Linked DNA regions of Homo sapiens: region 2 is linked to region 1. Evidence: read pairs that join two places in POLR2A ChIA-PET (ENCODE). Cell type or tissue: Caco-2. All regions are shown on one strand. Links, peaks and the distances in the headings refer to the core of each region. The heading gives the core; the rest is flanking DNA. Region 1 has its middle 17 kb from the start of CHKA-DT. Region 2 overlaps CHKA (choline kinase alpha).

Region 1 (10,031 bases), core at 910-8,909:
GAGGCCATGACAGGAAGTGGGTAGGGGGAGGGAGAGTCAGCCAGGCCTCACTATATTTCCTCGCCTTGGAATTCCACACATATTTTCCCTGATGGTACCACCAATTATAATTCTTCTTGTCCCCCTTGGAGGGCCTTAGTCCCTCTACAAACAACAGTGTCTTTCTCAATTCCCATAACTGCTCCCCATAATACTGGTATCACATTAAATTACTACTTTCCCCCCATCCCATTCATGCTTAAACCAAAGCACCCCTTGAATAACACAGGTACTTAACCTTTTTTTTTTTTTTTGAGACACAGTCTTGCTCTGTCTCCCAGGCTGGAGTACAGTGGCGTGATCCTCAGCCTCCCAAGTAGCTGGGATTACAGGCATGTGCCACCACACCTGGCTAATTTTGTATTTTTAGTAGAGACAGGGTTTTGCCATGTTGGCCAGGCTGGTCTCAAAACTCCTGACCTCCAGTGATCCGCCTGCCTTGGCCTCCCAAAGTGCTGGGATTACAGGCGTGAGCCACTGCGCCCAGCGGTACTTAACCTTAACAGCTCCCATCCCATTCCAGTCTGTGACCCACAGTGGATATCTGTGGCTATATGGATGCCCACTAAATCAATCAGCCTATAAACAACTCATTCCTCATTTGAGACCACGGGTACCAATGTGTTGATAACATTTGGCTCAAAGGTCAACATATAGTAAGACAGGTGAAGCCGGCCGGGCGCGGTGGCTCACGCCTGTAATCCCAGCACTTTGAGAGGCCTAGGCGGGCGGATCACGAGGTCAGGAGATCAAGACCATCCTGGCTAACATGGTGAAACCCTGTCTCTACTAAAAATACAAAAATAGAGTCGGGCGTGGTGGCAGGCGCCTGTAGTCCCAGCTACTCGGGAGGTTGAGACAGGAGAATGGCGTGAACCCAGGAGGCGGAGCTTGCAGTGAGCCGAGATCGTGCCACTGCACTCCAGCCTGGGCGACACAGCAAGACTCTGTCTCAAAACAAAAACAAAAACAAAAACAAAACAAAACAAAAAAAAGACAGGCGAAGCCTTCTAATATACAATTATACAACATCACTTGCCCAAGCACTAAGTGAGCAATTGGCCTTCTGTTGTCTGGGGTCAGGGCTGCTGTGGGCTTGTTGGCCCCATGGGGAGGATTTGCCTAACATGAGGCAACTCTTCAAAACTTTACTTTTCACTCTACATACCTTCTTATAAAATGGGAGATACTTTAGATAAATTGAGACTCTCTCGATTCTATAGCAGATATAGTTATGGATAATAGATTGGCATTAGACTATTTGTTGGCTGAACAATGACAGGTATATGCTGTGATTAATAAAACCTGCTGTACCTATGTAAACAACTCAGGTCAAGTAGAGGAAGATACCGACAAAATATATGAACAAGGCTGGGCACAGTGGCTCACGTCCAGTGCTTTTGGAGGCCAAGGAGGGTGAATCACTTGAGGTCAGGAGTTGGAGACCAGCCTGGCCAACATGGTGAAACCCCATCTCTAGGAAAAATACAAAAATTAGCCAGGCATGGAGGCACATGTCTGTAATCCCAGCTACTCCGGAGGCTGAGGGAGGAGAATTGTGTGAACCTGGGAGGCAGAGGCTGCAGTAGGCCAAGATTATGCCACTGCATTCCAGCCTGGGAGACAGAGTGGGACCCTGTCTCCAAAAAAAAAAAGAAAAAGAAAAAAAAAAAAGGGCCAGGCATGTTGGCTCACGCCTGTAATCCCAGCACTTTGGGAGGCTGAGGCGGGTGGATCACAAGGTCAAGAGATCGAAATCATCCTGGCCAACATGGTGAAACCCTGCCTCTACTAAAAATACAAAAATTAGCTGGGTGTGGTGGTGCACACCTGTAGTCTCAGCTACTCAGGAGGCTGAGGCAGGAGAATCGCTTGAAGCCAGGAGGTAGAGGTTGCAGTGAGCCAAGATTGCGCCATTGTACTCCAGCCTGGCAACAGAGCAAGACTGCGTCTCAAAAAAAAAAAAAAAAAAAAAAAAAAAAAAGAACAAGCCAAGTGGCTACATGGTGTTCACAACCCCAATACCCAGACTACTATGCGGAATTCCATAAGGGGTTTCTACCGGCAGTGACTTGGTTTTTACCTAGGACCTTTAATAGCTCTCTTGTTACTATTGATCTTTGTTTGGCCTTTACTTATTTAACCTCTTAGTAAAGTTCGTGTCTTCTAGATTATAACAATTCCATGTGGAAATGATGCTTGCACTAGGTTTCTGACCCATCCTGTCTTCTAGCCTGGAAAATAAAGATCTCCTGCCTTTGGGGTCCTTAGATCAGGCAACCAGAGATTTTCACTCCTCCAACACCAGGCAGAGCCTATGCCCATAAGATCAGCAGGAAGCAGTTGTAGAGGGTGGACCTCTGCCCTTCTACCACTTTTTAAGATTAAGGAGGAGTCTGACGCCTGTCATCCCAGCACTTTGGGAGGCCGAAGCAGGCGGATCACCTGAGGTCAGGAGTTGGAGAGTAGCCTGGCCAACATGGTGAAGCCCCGTCTCTACTCAAAGTACAAAAAATTATCCATGCAGTAGTGGCGTGCGCCTTTAATCCCAGCTACTCAGGAGGCTGAGGCAGAGGTTGCAGTGAGCCAACATGGTGCCACTGCACTCCAGCCTGGGTGAGAGAGCAAGACTCTGTCCAAAAAAAAAAAAAAAAGGTCTGGTGCGATGGCTCACGCCTGTAATCCCAGCACTTTGGGAGGCCGAGACGGGTGGATCACGAGGTCAGGAGATACAGACCATCCTGGCTAACACGGTAAAACCCCATCTCTACTAAAAATACAAAAAAAATTAGCCAGGCATGGTGGTGGGCGCCTGTAGTCCCAGCTACTTGGGAGGCTGAGGCAGGACAAAGGCATGAACCTGGGAGGCGGAGCTTGCAGTGAGCTGAGATCACGCCACTGCACTCCAGCCTGGGCGACAGAGCGAGACTCGGGCTCAAAACAAAACAAAACAAAACAAAGATTGAAGAGGACTCTACAGTCTCTCCGGGAAGGAATAAGGTTAGAGATCAGCAGGACTTGTTTTCTGAGCACCAGTCACAAGACCTTGCTGAACAAAACATGATCTGATCAAAAGAGGATGCAGGAAAGACATTGGCCAAAACTAGCTAAAACCAACACGGTGACCAAAGCAACCTCTAGATGCCCTCATTGTTCATTGTGCACTAATTATAATGCCTTCGCATGCTGAAAGACACTCCCGCCAGCACCGTGACAGTTTACAAATACTGTGGCCACTCCCAGAAGCTACCTTATACAGTTTAAAAAGGGTAGAGGCCCAGTGTGGTGTTTCACGCCTGTAATCCCAGCACTTTGGGAGGCGGGTGGATCACGAGGTCAGGAGATCGAGACCATCCTGGCTAACGTGGTGAAACCCCGTCTCTACGAAAAATACAAAAATTAGCCGGGCGTGGTGGCAGGCACCTGTAGTCCCAGTTACTTAGGAGGCTGAGGCAGGAGAATCGCTTGAACCCGGGAGGCGGAGGTTTCCGTGAGCCGAGATGGCGCCACTGCACTCCAGCCTGGGAGACAGAGCAAGACTCTGTCTCAAATTAAAAAAAAAAAAAAAAAAGCCAGGCTGGCTCACGCCTGTAATCCCAGCACTTTGGGAGGCCGAGGTGGGACAGATCACCTGAGGTCACCCTGACCAACATGGTGAAACTCCGTCTCTACTAAAATACAAAATTAGCCAGGCTTGGTGGCTCATCGCCTGTGATCCCAGCTACTCGGGAGGCTGAGGCAGGAGAATCACTTGAACCCGGGAGGCGGAGGTTTCCATGAGCCAAGATCATGCCACTGTACTCCAGCCTGGGCAACAAGAGCGAAACTCCATCTCAAAAGAAAGAAAGAAAGAATGAATGAATGAATAAATAAATAAAATAAAAATTAAAAAAAGGTAGAAACCCTTGCTTCCAGAAACTCCCCACTCCTTTTGCAGAAAACTCGTGAATAGCCTGTCCTTTATTTAGCATATAATGAAGGAATAGACATAAATATAGCTGGCCAGCAATCCACGAGGGCTGCCGCTACTGCTCTACGGAGCAGCCATTTTCCTGCACTGTTGCTCTAATAAACTTGTGTTTGCTTTGCTCTGTCTTGTTTGCTCACCCTTGAATTCTTTTCTCTGCAAAGCCAAGAGCTCTCCCAGTCTGAGCCCCAATCATCAAAGATGATTTTGAGGGCTTCAGTATTTAAAGGGGAAAAGCAGGCTGGAGGGGAAGGAGGGAGGGGATGGTCACATTATTAAATCCGTATGTTGGAAGAGAAAAGGAGCAGGGAGGGGAATAGTGACATATTCATCTAGTGCTTCTACATCGGCATTTTACACAAGATAAGGTGAATGCAGAGTGTAGATATTTAACCTTTTATCCGTGGCTCTCTGCTTAGGAACAAAAGGAGAAGCAGCTTCTTGCCTGACTCAGCTTTCAGCTTAATTTTTTTCTTTTGGCAGAGTGAATTGGGATTCCAAGATTTTATTTGCCTTTCCCATCATGCGATTGGATACCACAAAGCAGTGAAGAACAGTGAGTGCCCATGTACTTGACAATGAAGGGGAATCTTCCAGACATACATGAAGCGAAGGAAGGCAGGCAAAAGAGTGTGCTTGTGTGATACTGCCTATTTGGGGCTCTAGAAGAGGCAAAACTAATCTATGGGAGTTTGAGGATAATGTTCAGGATAATGGTTTACTTTTGGCAAGTGTTGTCTGAGAAGAGGCACTTGGGAGCCTTCTGGGGGCTGGAAATGTTCTGTATCTTGAGCTAGGTGGTGGGTACACAGGCATATGGCTTGTCAAAAATAATTGAGTTAGCCGGGCACAGTAGCTCATGCCTGTAATCCTAGCATTTTGGGAGGCCAAGGTGGGTGGATCACCTGAGGTCAGGAGTTTAAGACCAGCCTGGCCAACATGGTGAAACCCCTGTCTCTACTAAAAAAAATACATAAGATTAGCTGAGCATGGTGGTGGGCACCCGTAATCCCAGCTACTCGGGAGTCTGAGGCAGGAGAATCGCTTGAACACGGGAGGCAGAGTTTGCAGAGAGCCAAGATCACGCAACTGCACTCTAGCCTGGAGGACAGAGCAAGATTCCATCTTAAAAAAAAAAAAAAAGAAGGCCAGGAGTGGTGGCTCACACCTGTAATCCCAGCACTTTGGGAGGCCAAGGTAGGTGGATCACCAGAGGTTGGGAGTTAGAGACCAGCCTGACCAACATGGAGAAACCCTGTCTCTACTAAAAATACAAAATTAGCCGGGCATGGTGGCACATGCCTGTAATCCCAGCTACTCGGGAGGCTGAGGTAGGAGAATCGCTTGAACCCGGGAGGCAGAGTTTGCGGTGAGCCAAGATCGCGCAATTGCACTCCAGCCTGGGTGACGAGCGAAACTCCATCTCAAAAGAAAAAAAAAAAGAAATAAAGACATAAAAGATACTTGGGGCTGGGCACGGTGGCTCATGGCTTTAATTCCAGCACTTTGGGAAGCTGAGGTGGCTAGATCACTTGAGGTCAGGAGTTCAAGACCAGCCTGGCCAGCATGGTGAAACCCTACTAAAAGTATAAAAATTAGCCAGGAATGATGGCAGGCGCTAATCCCAGCTACTCAGGAGGCTGAGGCAGGAGAATCGCTTGAACCTGGGAAGTGAAGGTTGCAGTGAACTATGATTGCGCCACTGCACTCCAGCCTAAGCGACAAGAGCGAAACTCTGTCTCAAAAAAAAAAAAAAAAAAAGTTGAGTCATGTTGTGAATGTATTTAACACCACTGAGCCGTACACTTAAAAATGGTGAAGATGTTAGATTTTATGTTATATCTATTTTACCACCATACAAAAAAATTGAGTTATACCTTAAGGTTTGTGGACTTTATTACATGTCAGTTGCACTTCAACTGAAACATTTAGCACGATCGTTGCCCCTGGCTCCTGAGTAATTTTTTTCATTTTTCAGACATGAGGTCTCGCTCTGTCGCCCAGGCTGGAGTGCAGTGGCACAATCATAGCTCACTGCAGCCTCGAACTCCTGGGCTCAAGTGATATTCCCACATCAGCCTCCCAAGTAGCTGGGATGTCAGGCATAATAAGCTACTGCGCCCGTCCCCCCAAGTCATTGCAAATGTTCTTTGAAAATACCACCTTCAGGCCAGGCGCAGTTGCTCACGCCTTTAATCCCAGCACTTTGGGAGGCCAAGGCAGGCAGATAACTTGAGGTCAGGAGTTCAAGACCAGCCTGGCCAACACGGTGAAATCCTGTCTCTACTAAAAATACAAAAATGGGCTGGGCATGGTGGTGCATGCCTGTAGTCCCAGCTATTCAGGAGGCTGAAGCAGGAGAATTGCTTGAACCCGGGAGGTGGAGGTTGCAGTGAGCCGAGATTGCACCCGCAGCCTGGATGACAAAGCAAGACTCCATCTGAAAAAAAAAAAAAAAAAAGAAAATACCACCTTCAGTGGCCACATATTTTCCCATCCACGGATGTGTCCTGGTACCTTCATTCACTCTCAAATCTTTCCCCAGAATTGTGAGAACCACAGCCCCATGTCACAGCCCCAAGGTTGCAGACAAGGTCCCGACCCACGTTAAGACGCAAAATAATTTATTGGAAGGTTTTTCTTAGACCCCTGGGAAGGCTAGGAAACCTGGCTTGGAAAGAAGGAGGAGCTCAAGGAGGCAGGAAGCTGCCCCACAGCCTGGGTTACCCCAGGAATAGGCTGGTCTAGGGGCCGCTGTAACCACTGCTGACACTGTGGATGTCACCATCAGGGACAGTGCCACTCTGGGACGCTGCAGCCATAGCCACTGGGAAGAGGTCCCAGTGGGCCCGGATTCTTTGTGGAGGAATCTATAGGCCTGAGCTCTAGAGGCTGGGAAATGGAGGGGCAAGTCTCTGGTCCCCATGCTCAACAAGACCCCCTCAGTGGGGAATTCCTCATTGCAGAAGGGGCACCAGATGCAGGGCAGCTAAACAAGCAGCCAGGGATTCCTACCCCGAGAAATGTCCTCTAAGACAATAACAGCCAGTATTTGTTGAGCTCTCACTGGGTGCCAGGCCCCTGTGCCAAACTTCCTACATGGATTATCACAAAGAATACTCACATTAGCCCTGTGGGGTGGGGGTTATTATTATCTTGATTTTGCAGACAAGGAGGCAGGCACAGAGCAATTTGGCAACCTGCCCAGGACCACACGCATGAGGAGCAGGAGGCGGCATTGCATTGGGGGCACCTGTGTGCCAGGTCAGTGCAGGGCACTTTGCAGTCCTCTTAGGGCTGAGGGCCTTGGACACTCAGCACCATTTTCCCTGCTCTGTGGCTGCAGGGGGCTGCAGGGGCTGGAAGCCTGACAGCCACGTTTCCTTGAAGCCCCTGCAGCAGGGTTCTGGGTTACAGCCTGTCAGTCACGGGCATTTGCCTGACACCTGGAAGGCTGTGGGGAGGTGCAGTGGCAGGCAGGGGTGGGCTTTGCCAGATGTGACACTTTGCCAGTGACTTCTGGGGGTCTCCTGGGGCTGACCAGCCCCCCTCCGAGTGGTGCATGCTCCTGCAATTCCTCCAGTCCTAGTTTCTTTTCTTTCTTTTTCTTAAGACAGGGTCTCTTTCTGTCACCCAGGCTGGAGTGCAGTGGTGCAATCATGGCTCATTGCAGCCTTGACCTCCCAGGCTCAAGCAGTCCTCCTGCCCCAGCCTCTTGAGTAGCTGGGACCACAGGCGTGCACCACCATGCCAGGCTACAAATCCTAACTTCTGGACCAGGTGTGGCTGCCCCTCAGCTCTTTGGAAGGTTTTGCAAGCCTCAAATTCCCCGTGTTCAGTCCTTTCCTGCTTGAAATGCCATTTTCCCAACTGAACCTTGATGAGGCAGAGGTGTTAAGGCAAAGCAGCTGGGCCTATAGGCCTGAGCTCTAGAGGCTGGGGAATGGAGGAACAAGGCTCTGGTCCCCGCGCTCAACAAGACCCCCTCAATGGGGAATTCCACATTGCAGAAGGGACACCAGGTGTGGGGCAGCTCAACAAGCAGCCAGGGCCTCCTACCCCAAGAAATGTCCTTCTAGGATAATAGCCAGCATTTGCCAAGCACTCACCGGTGCCAAGCCCCTGTGCCAAGCACTCACCGGGTGCCAGGCCCCAGGAGGCTGAGGCAGGACTGGCTTTAGAACAGGAAAGCTGGGGGTGCGAGCCCGGCTCTGCCAGTTCTGTGGGTTTGTGGTTTTTTGGTCGCTTCATGTGCCTGAGTCTCATTTTCCTGTTTCCTCATTTGGAACAGGCAGTGGTGGCGTCTCTCATGGGGACGTGGAGATAAACCAGGGCGACATCGGGGACACACAAGCCCAGTGCCTGCGGCGATGGCCGATGAGGCGCTCTTTCCATTTCCTGGTAGCAGATGAGGAAAGTGAGGCTCAAAGAGGTGATGTCATTTGCCCCAAATCACACAGTTGGGAGGTGGTGGGGTGCGAATTCAAACCCAGGAGTGTGAAGCTTCCAGCTCGTCTGTTTCTCCCTGGCTGTGGGTCAGTGCCCTGTGGGAGGCCAGGATGCCGGTCAGGGACTGGCATGGCAGGGTGAGGGGAGCAGGGTGGGCCAGCCTGCCTCCCCTCCCTCTCCTGGGGCTGCTGCCCTGTGGAGTAGGGGACTGCCATGGCCCTCACCTGTCCACCTTGTCTCCTTGCCTGGGCCTTGTCAGCCCTGTGCACTCCACAGGGCAGGGACAGGGCCTGCTGTTGACAGAAGTTCAGAACAAGGCAGTGCTTGGCCCTGGGTCCTGCGCAGATCAGTGCTGGGGCTGGCCTGGGGCCCGAGCTCAAGCCTCCGAATCCCCTTGCCCAGGCTGGACTCTTGCTGCACCGGGGCAGGTTGGCAGAGGCCTGGAGGTTTTCTCTGGGCTGCAGGTTGAGGCACCTGGGCTTGCAGACGCACGTCTGGCGGTCCAGCTTCCTCCCTGGCAGCCTCTCTCCTGCGACAGCAATATGGTGGTCTGCAGCTTCAGGCCAGCTCCATTGCTGCCCATGAGGCTACCCCAGTGGAGAGAGGTCACCTTGCCTCAGGGTCCCAGCTGAAGTCCCCAGGCTGCATCTCATTGGCCAGGCTTGGTGATATGTTCATCCCTGACCAGTCGCAGTGCCCGGGGGGTGCGCCCTCTCATAGGCCAGCCATGGAGTAGGCTGGGGTCAGAAAAGGCCTCTCCTCCCTGAGCCACATGAACTGAGAATGGGGAGGTGACCTTTCCAAAGAGGGGGTAATGGACTCTAGGAGTCAGAAGTAGTGAATGACCCGGACGGGGAAACGCAGGCCCCACTGTCGCCAGCCCTGCTGATGGTGGCCATCCTTTCTTCCTCACCTTGGCAGCAGGAGCTGGATGGAGTCTGGGGAGGTGGCAGGTACAGGCTGGAGCTCAGAGTGTGAGAGACAGTTGAGGATGGAATGTTCTCTTGGAGAAGCGAGAATAATGTCTCCTCCCCTTCTCCAAACAGCAAGTGCCCGGCCCAGCCTCTGTCTCAGGAAACTCTCTAACAGCCAAGATCAGGGCCTTATGGAGAGCTGACCCAAGGCCAGGCACTATGTTGGACACATCTGATGAGTCACTTCACTTCAGCCTTGCCAAAGCTTCATGAGCACCCATTTCACAGATGAAGAAACGGAGGCTCAGAAAGACAAACGTTTCAGCCAATAAGTGGCTGAATCTATGCTCAAACCTAGGTCTGTGTGATCCCAGACCCTGAATTCTACAAGTCCACCAAAAACTCCTCTTTATCTTCTTTTATTTTTTATGTATTTATTTATTTTTAGACAGAGTCTCACTCTGTCGCTCAGGCTGGAGTGCAGTGGCGCGATCTCGGCTCCTCTCCGCCCCATGGGTTCAAGTGATTCTCTTGCCTCAGCCTCCCTAGTAGCTGGGACTAAAGACGCACGCCACCACACCCCGCTAATTTTTGTATTTTTAGTAGAGACGGGGTTTCACCATGTTGGCCAGGAGGTCTCACTCTCCTGACCTCGTGATCCA
Region 2 (8,000 bases), core at 1-8,000, 50 kb before region 1:
TCTCTCAGGTTGGAGTGCAGTGGCAGGAATAGGGCTCACTGCAGCCTCAACCTCCCCAGGTCGAGCAATCCTCCTGTATTAGCCTCCCAAGTAGCAGGACCACAGGCATGTGCCACCATACCTAGCCTTTTTTTTTTTCTTGTAGAGACAAGATCTCACTATGTTACCCAGGCTGCTCTTGAATTCCTGAGCTCAAGTGATCCTCCTGCCACAGTCTCCCAAAGGGCTGAGATTACAGGCATGAGCCACCATGACCAGCCTGAAAAAGATTTTTTGATTGGCCAAGAACTTTTAAATTTAAAAACTAAATTCCTGAAAGTCTGAATTATATTAGCTATGGAGTAAAATGAGAAAATAGAGGACTTTCATTTTTACTTTATTTCTATACTTTAAAAAGTGCTTAAAAGCGTGTATTATTTTTATAATAAATACATTTGATACAAGGTTTCAAATGTTACTTTTCTAACAAAATTGCAATTTAAGGCTTTGGGGTTTTTTTGTTTGTTTTGTTTTTTGTTTTTGAGACAGCGTCTCACTCTGTCACCCAGGCTAGAGTGCAGTGGTGCAATCTCAGCTCACTGCAACCTCCACCTCCTGGGTTCAAGCGATTCTCCCACCTCAGCCTCCGGAATAGTTGGGATTACAGGTGTGTGCCACCACGCCCGGCTATTTAGGCTTTGTATTTTAAATGAGACTATGAAAAGCAGTAAATATTCATATTACAGAGCACAGGTTTTCAAAATGTTCTACTTCATGCTTTAAAAATAAAATGGGCCAGGCACGGTGGCTCACGCCTGTAATCCCAACACTTTGGGAGGCCGAGGCAGGCGGATCACGAGGTCAAGAGATCGACACCATCCTTGCCAACATGGTGAAACCCCTTCTCTACTAAAAATACAAAAATTAGCTGGGTGTGGTGATGTGCGCCTGTAAGTCTCAGCTACTCGGGAAGCTGAGGCAGGAGAATCACTTGAACCCAGGAGGCCGAGGTTGCAGTGAGCCAAGATCGCGCCACTGCACCCCAGCCTGGCGACAGCGAGACTCTGTCTCATAAAATAAAAATACAATAAAAAAAATCAATAAGTGGTAAGACAACTCCAGGACCAAGGAGGAAGAGATGTCCCTTTATTGTATTTTGTGTTATATGATTTTAGGATTCAAAAACCTACTTTAAGTTACCTAATGTTCCACAATATAGCAGGTATATTTCTTTTAACCTATTTAAGCCATCAGACAGAATAAACTTATTTGGCCAGTACTTAATGAAAGACTTCTCTAATACTGAGGGAAGTAGGTTTATGACTAAATGAATAAAGCCCCATTTGGGAGATGAAAACAAAGCAGCACCTCAGTTTTCCCTAGAGTCTGTGTATAGTAAGAATGGGTGAAAGCGGCATAAAGAAAGTGTCATTAAGTCACATATAGTTATCATTTAAATGTCATTTGGCTGGGCGTGGTGGCTCACGCCTGTAATCCCAACACTTTGGGAGGCCAAGATGGGCGGATCACGAGGTCAGGGGATTGAGACCATCCTGGCTGACACAGTGAAACACCGTCTCTACTAAAAATACAAAAAATTGCCTGGCGCGGTGGCGGGCGCCTGTTGTCCCAGCTACTCGGGAGGCTGAGGCAGGAGAATGGCGTGAACCCGGGAGGCGGAGCTTGCAGTGAGCAGAGATCGTGCCACTTCACTCCAGCCTGGGCGACAGAGCGAGACTCCGTCTCAAAAAAAAAAAATGTCATTTAAAACATCTTTAACACCCAAAACATTTATCTTCAAAGTATCTTTAAACGTCCAATACTACATGAGCTGCTGTGAGACAGATTTTAAAAAGTGATGAATCAGCTACAAAGAATAGCATGTCATCAATAGCAAAATAAATTGGAAATGCTATTTAAGAAACGAAATCATTATCAATTATGGATAATATAATATGAGCCAGGCATGGTGGCTCACATTGGTAACCTTAGCACTTTGGGAGGTTGAGGGGGGCGGATCATTTGAGGTCAGGAGTTCAAAACCATCCTGGCCAACATGGTGAAACCCAATCTCTACTAAAAATACAAAAAAATTAGCCGGGTCTGGTGGCAAGTGCCTGTAATCTCAGCTACTTGGAAGGCTGAGGCGGGAGAATCGCTTGAACCTGGGAGGCAGAGATTGTAGTGAGCCAAGATCACACCACTGCACTCCAGCCTGGGCAATAGAGTGAGACTTCATCTCACACACACACACAAAAAAATCATAATATAGAATAGAAATAGGTACTATGTTAAATATAATGGTGGCTGCTGAACTAAAATGATATATAAATAAGAGTACAGGTTTTTTATAGAAAAAAAATTGTGCCATCCATTTTTTAATAGAAAAAAAGAAAAATACACACAAAAAAAGAAAATTAAGAAACATGGATGACATTCTCTTCTTCCTACCACCCCTTCCTCACCAAAAAATAACTAAATGGATCATTCAGCTTACTGTCTCTTTTAAAGGCTTTACATAAAACGGTAGATTGATTGTGACCTTTTAAAAATGCTTTGAGACCTATAAATAAATAAGTAAGAATAATCCTGTCTGGGTGCAGTGGCTCACGCCTGTAATCCCAGCACGTTGGGAGGCCGAGGTGGGTGGATCACCTGAGGTTGGGAATTTGAGACCAGCCTGACCAACATGGTGAAACCCTGTCTCTACTTAAAATACAAAAATTAGTCAGGTATAGTGGCACATGCCTGTAATCCCAGCTACTCAGGGGACTGAGGCATAAGAATCGCTTGAACCTGAGAGGCAGAGGTTGCCGCGAGCTAAGATCACGCCATTGCACTCTAGCTTGGGCGACAGTGGGAGGCTGTCTCAAAAAAAAAAAAAAAAAAAAAAAAAAAATTCCTACTGTTAGCTAGACTCAGTTTCCTCAGTTTCTAGGATATGTAAATTTTGGTCTCGGAAAATAATCCATCTTTCTACTAATCTGGTATTATCTTCCTGAGCTGAGTACTGAAACAACTCCCAGGTCATCGTATTCACCCTGAGAATAGGAGGATATGGTGCATCATTCGGATTCAATTCAGTAGCTGTGATGCCCATTTGGTCTTGGAGTGGCATGAACTTCTTTACTGTGTAGCCTGTGGCTTCGGAGACCCTTAATACCCACCCTGGTTATCTCACCACACTCAACCCTCTAGGAGAGAAATAATTTTTAATACAGGGGTGGCATCTGTTATAATCCCTGGCCTGCCAAGTCCCTGTTGATGATGAAGCTATGTTCCATCTCAGGAGAGGTGGGGCAGGAAAAAGCATGAGAACCATGACTCTATAGAATGTGTTCAATTCTATAGAATTGAAAGAGTTATGTGACTCTTTCAATTAACATTTTGCAGTATATTTTCTTGGCAATATGTTTTCTTCTCAGAGTTATCATGGACCCTAACCTTACTTCTTCCTGATTTCTATGAAAAAAAATGAAATCATCCCGTATTTCTTGCTTTTATGGTTTCTTACAGCATTCTTTCTCGAACTCCTGACCTCAGTGATCCAACTCGCCTCAGCCTCCCAAAGTGCTGGGATTACAGGTGTGAGCCACTATGCCCGGCCACTTTTAGCACTTTCTGAAAACATTTTACAGAACACATTAAAATGTGAGATCTCAATGCAATGATTTAAAGTATAGCTTATGTGATTATTTAATAAGCACATATGAATTACAAGAATTTAAACAGATAAGTGATTTCTAACATTTTATGGTAGTCTCTAGAGTGTCTTCAATTATCCCAAGGACCAGCCTAAAACACCTTGATCTTTTTGGACATTAATAATTTCAAAATTGGATGACTTGATGAATATCCGTAGGAAACTAGAACTTCTAAAACACTTTAGGCAACACAAGCCAGCAGAAAGACAGGTGAGTGGAAGCCCAGGTTTTAAAAAGGCCTATTTCAGGACCTTCTCAAAATCTATGTCTGATCTAGGGCAACCTGCTGACCCAACACTCCTCAGACTTCCAAGACTAAATAAAATACCCTCCCTCTAAGTATCCCAAAGGTTGACTTGCAAGCAACACTTTTACGGGAAGTGTGCCTTCACTACATCAAGTCAGCACTGCAGAGCTCCCTAAGGTCTCAGGTACCCAGCTAAGACATATGAAAGTATACTGACTGGTAAGGACAAAGAAGAAGGTTTGTTTCTAATTCTGACCAAAATATCAAAATATATATGGTGTCTCCTTAATGCTGGAAGTGATATGAAGGAAGAACTTGATTACTTCAATTAAGTTATCAAGTTGAGGCCCATAAATTTCTAAAATTCCTAAATGTTTGTCATTTTCTACTGAGGAAACAGAAGAAAGGAATCTGATTTGCTTTGGACAAAAAAAATAAGTGATATATTTATTACACAACATTCTGAAATCTTAATCACTGTACCTCTTTAAGCACAGCACAAACTGTAGCTGGTGCTACTTAACAAGCATTACAACTTTCTTTTTTAAAAGCAATTCTTGAATCCAAGAACTAAAAGAAAGAAATTAAAGCTGTAGAGAATGCTCCAACTTCAGAGGTCTCATACTATACCGTGAATCGTGTCTGTCACCTGGAAACCAGAGTGCTCCAGGCACGATCGCATGGACAAGCCTGCAGCAGAGAACACATGCACATACAGCTAAAGTGGTACATTACCCCCAACGCCCTTCACTCCACCCAACATAAAGACATTCCTTCCCAAAGAGGGGTGGGCTGCGGTCAAACCATCGTTCCATGGACCAGAAATCCGCATTGGCTTCATGCTATAAATCCCAAACATTTAATACCAGCAAGACAAAGACACTCTGAATATGTAAAAATTAGACATAGTAGTCTGTGGTTTATTTGGTTATCAAAAGAAGGCACCAAAGCAGGTATGGAAGGACTATTGGTAGTAATTTGGCAACTATCTTGGGAGAGTATCAGCTAAAGAAATATTAGGTTAGACCAAATGGGAACGCACAACACTAGAAAAATGTTTTACTTCTGAGAAGGAAGTTTTGACTGCCTTAGGAACACAGAATTAAACCATACTCAAAAGTATAAGGGAATTTTTTTAAAGCAGAGTGAACAGAACAACTTAAATTCCTAATGATCCTAACACAATGAGGAAAACAGTGGCAATTCATAGAATTCAGTTACCAGGGACATGACTCCTTCAAGGAGTACCAGCAATGCTGGTCTTTGCATGGTGTGACCTTAGTAACATAAAGAAATAGGTTTTAGCAGCTGATTTCTCAGTAGCTGGTAGTTTAATATTAACTATTTATGAGTTATTCCATATTTTATTGTGGCTTAATTTTTAATTAAACTGGGGCTAAGAGAAAATAGGGAGGAAGACATTTGTTTTCTAGATTTAAAAAGGACAGTGTCTCAAATTTGACTCTTTTAAGTTGCTAATACATATCTGCGTTGTGCCTTGATGCCTTTATTATGGTTAGTACTCAAACAAGCACTAATATTAGCCTTCTATTACTCAAAAAACAAACAAAAACAATTTTCCAGACAACATTCAAGAGAGATCTTTGATGTGTATTATAAACGTTCATGCCTGTGAGACCGCTCATAACGGTGAGGCCAAATCTCTCCACTCATGCACAGAAGGAAGTGGCTTAACACAGAGTCACTGTTCTGACAGAGGAAGGGACAAAGCAATCCTCTGAGACTTCCGCCAACTGGCACAGGTTACATTGAATGAACAATACGTACTGACATTTGTGTCTTCCACAATTCATGATAAATAAGCAAACTGGTTATTTGTAATCAGCCAAACTTGCTTCTCTGAAAAGGCTGCTACTGGACGTTGCAGAGCTCATGTTCCTTCCCAGTATCAGAAAGGAAAAAAATCAAGTTACATTTATAGCTAATTTTATACATTTACGCTCTCTTCTAGCAATTCTATCTCTTTCCACAATGCAAAGGCTGAACTATTACTTCTCAAAACTTCTATTAAATTATCCTCCTTTAGTTCAGGGTAGTTTTACAGTTGAGTTTGGTTTTCATAATCTATGTAGCTAATGAAAATAATCTCATTTCCATTAAAATTAAAGACAGTCTATGTAAAACAGACGCTAAATTATACTCACATGCATTAAGATCAGACCAATATTTTTATGTTTAATAATTTCCTACAAATAATATTGTATAGTTGTGTGTGTCTTATCTTGTTCATATTTTCAAAAGGACCCATTCTTGACCTTGCCAAACACAGGAATTTTCATAAGCACCCTAAAACTAACACAAATACTAAACAAAAACTCCAGGATACAGTCAGGAAGTTTGTTTCCGTCTCATCTTAGATAGAAATAGGGGCTAGAAGAGACAGATGTTTGTGGGACAGAAGCTGTGGAGCTGAACCCAATCAGAAAGTTTTACCTTGGCTTTCTGGCACTTAACCCTTAGAGAACTGTACCAAAGAGCAGTCATTTCAGTGTCACTATGGAAATAAAGGAAATCAGACATCTTATAATGCCAAGATGAAGAAAAATGAGAAAGTTGAGAATCATCTAGTTATTTTAAACCAAGTCACCTGTAAATCATTTGCTGATCAAAGAACGTGTAAAATGTTACCACCTCTGATTCTCACAGAGGTAAAATGTTCAAAAGCTAAAAACAAGGAAGAGAAATGGAAAGAAGGGACATACTAAACTAAATCTGTCATATAATTAAGGAAAAATGCAAAATACTCTGAAAAAATACATAGACCTATTATTTGTGCAGTAGACTTCAATTAACATTTTTCAAAGAAGGAGTGAATTCTAACCCATCTTAAAGGACATTATAGCTGCATTTATAAAGTTGGCTTGGGAGATACCAGTTATATTGTATAAGTACACATACATGTATAGGATATGTGTATGCTTTCCCATAAGGTAGAGCAAAAAGAAGGAAAGCAGAAGACTTGAGTCATACTATATTTAATTCTCTCTTTAACCATGATGTGATTTATTATTGGGGGCTCTGTATTTGCTCAGCCACATCTCTCAATTAATGCAAATCTTGACAATTTTTTATCAATCCTGACAATTTATCATAAATTCTGGCTTTTTTTGTTGTGATAGGAACAAAACCCTCATTGTAGACCATAAATATCTCCTTCCATTATAGGCCAGATTCATTCTAAAGAGCTGGCTATACATTAGCAATTTCATCACAGCTAGATCACAGCAAAAATAAATAATAGAAACTTTAAAGCTGATTTGAAAATATTTGGAAAGGAATTTAAAATCCTCGGCACAGTGTGTGGCAGCTCAGCTTCTAAAGCACACAGCAGCTGTTGCCTGGCTCGCATCTTAGAAGCTTCTAAGCCTGTTCTCTACTTTGCTTCTTTTGTACCATAGCCATCTTTTGGAGTTCTTGATTTTGGTTCCCCTCCTCATGTTGTCACAGTACTCCCAATGACCAACAGTCTCCAATGGCCATTAATATCTGAAACTCTTAACTGGCAACAAGTATGACTGCTAAACTCTGCAGAGCTAGGAAACCAAATATACTTAACTCTGAGACTCTAGGCTTCATGGTTTCCTAAGTTTAAACTACAACCAAAAAAGTGTGTTTGAACTAAGGACTCGACCAACTGAATAATTATATTGAAAATATAGATTCCCACCTAAGAAGCAAAGAAATAGTTTTTTTCTAACAAAAATCAGTTTGTTGTCTATGTCAACTGTCAGATTGTTAGAGGTATGCTTATTATCCGTATAGAAAACTACTAATTTCCCATCCAGTTTTTTTTGGGTTTTTTTTTTTTTTTTTTGAGACGGGGTCTCTCTCTGTCCCCCAGGCTGCAGTGCAGTGGCATGATCTTGGCTCACTGCAATCTCCACCTCCTGGGCTTAAGAGATCTTCTCACCTCAGCCTCCAAAGTTGCTGGGACCACAGGCACATGCCACCACGCCCAGCTATTTTTTTATAGAGATAGGGTTTGGCCATGTTGCCCAGGCTGGTTTCAAACTCCTGGACTCAAGCAATCCACCTGCCTTGGCCTCCCA

Evidence for each region. Peaks named below come from ENCODE experiments on the same cell type or tissue, not always from the same donor. Only the 100,000 strongest peaks of a DNase experiment are listed, where the experiment ranks them.
Region 2: POLR2A ChIA-PET joins it to region 1 with 6 read pairs; 9 of 35 experiments call an interaction of 5 or more read pairs at or near these places.

What each region holds. Positions count from the first base shown.
Region 1 is chr11:68,133,903-68,143,933 of GRCh38, forward strand. No RefSeq gene overlaps it. Among named protein-coding and RNA genes, the nearest start is that of CHKA-DT, 17 kb to the left of the region's middle. RefSeq lists a silencer at 6,210-6,410. In Caco-2, for the core only: no CTCF peak of the experiment used is centred there; DNase peaks (open chromatin) are centred at 4,149 and 8,679; H3K4me3 peaks cover 465 bases.
Region 2 is chr11:68,085,261-68,093,260 of GRCh38, forward strand. All of the region lies in intron 2 of CHKA (choline kinase alpha), which reads right to left. Among named protein-coding and RNA genes, the nearest start is that of CHKA, 32 kb to the right of the region's middle. In Caco-2, for the core only: no CTCF peak of the experiment used is centred there; no DNase peak of the experiment used is centred there.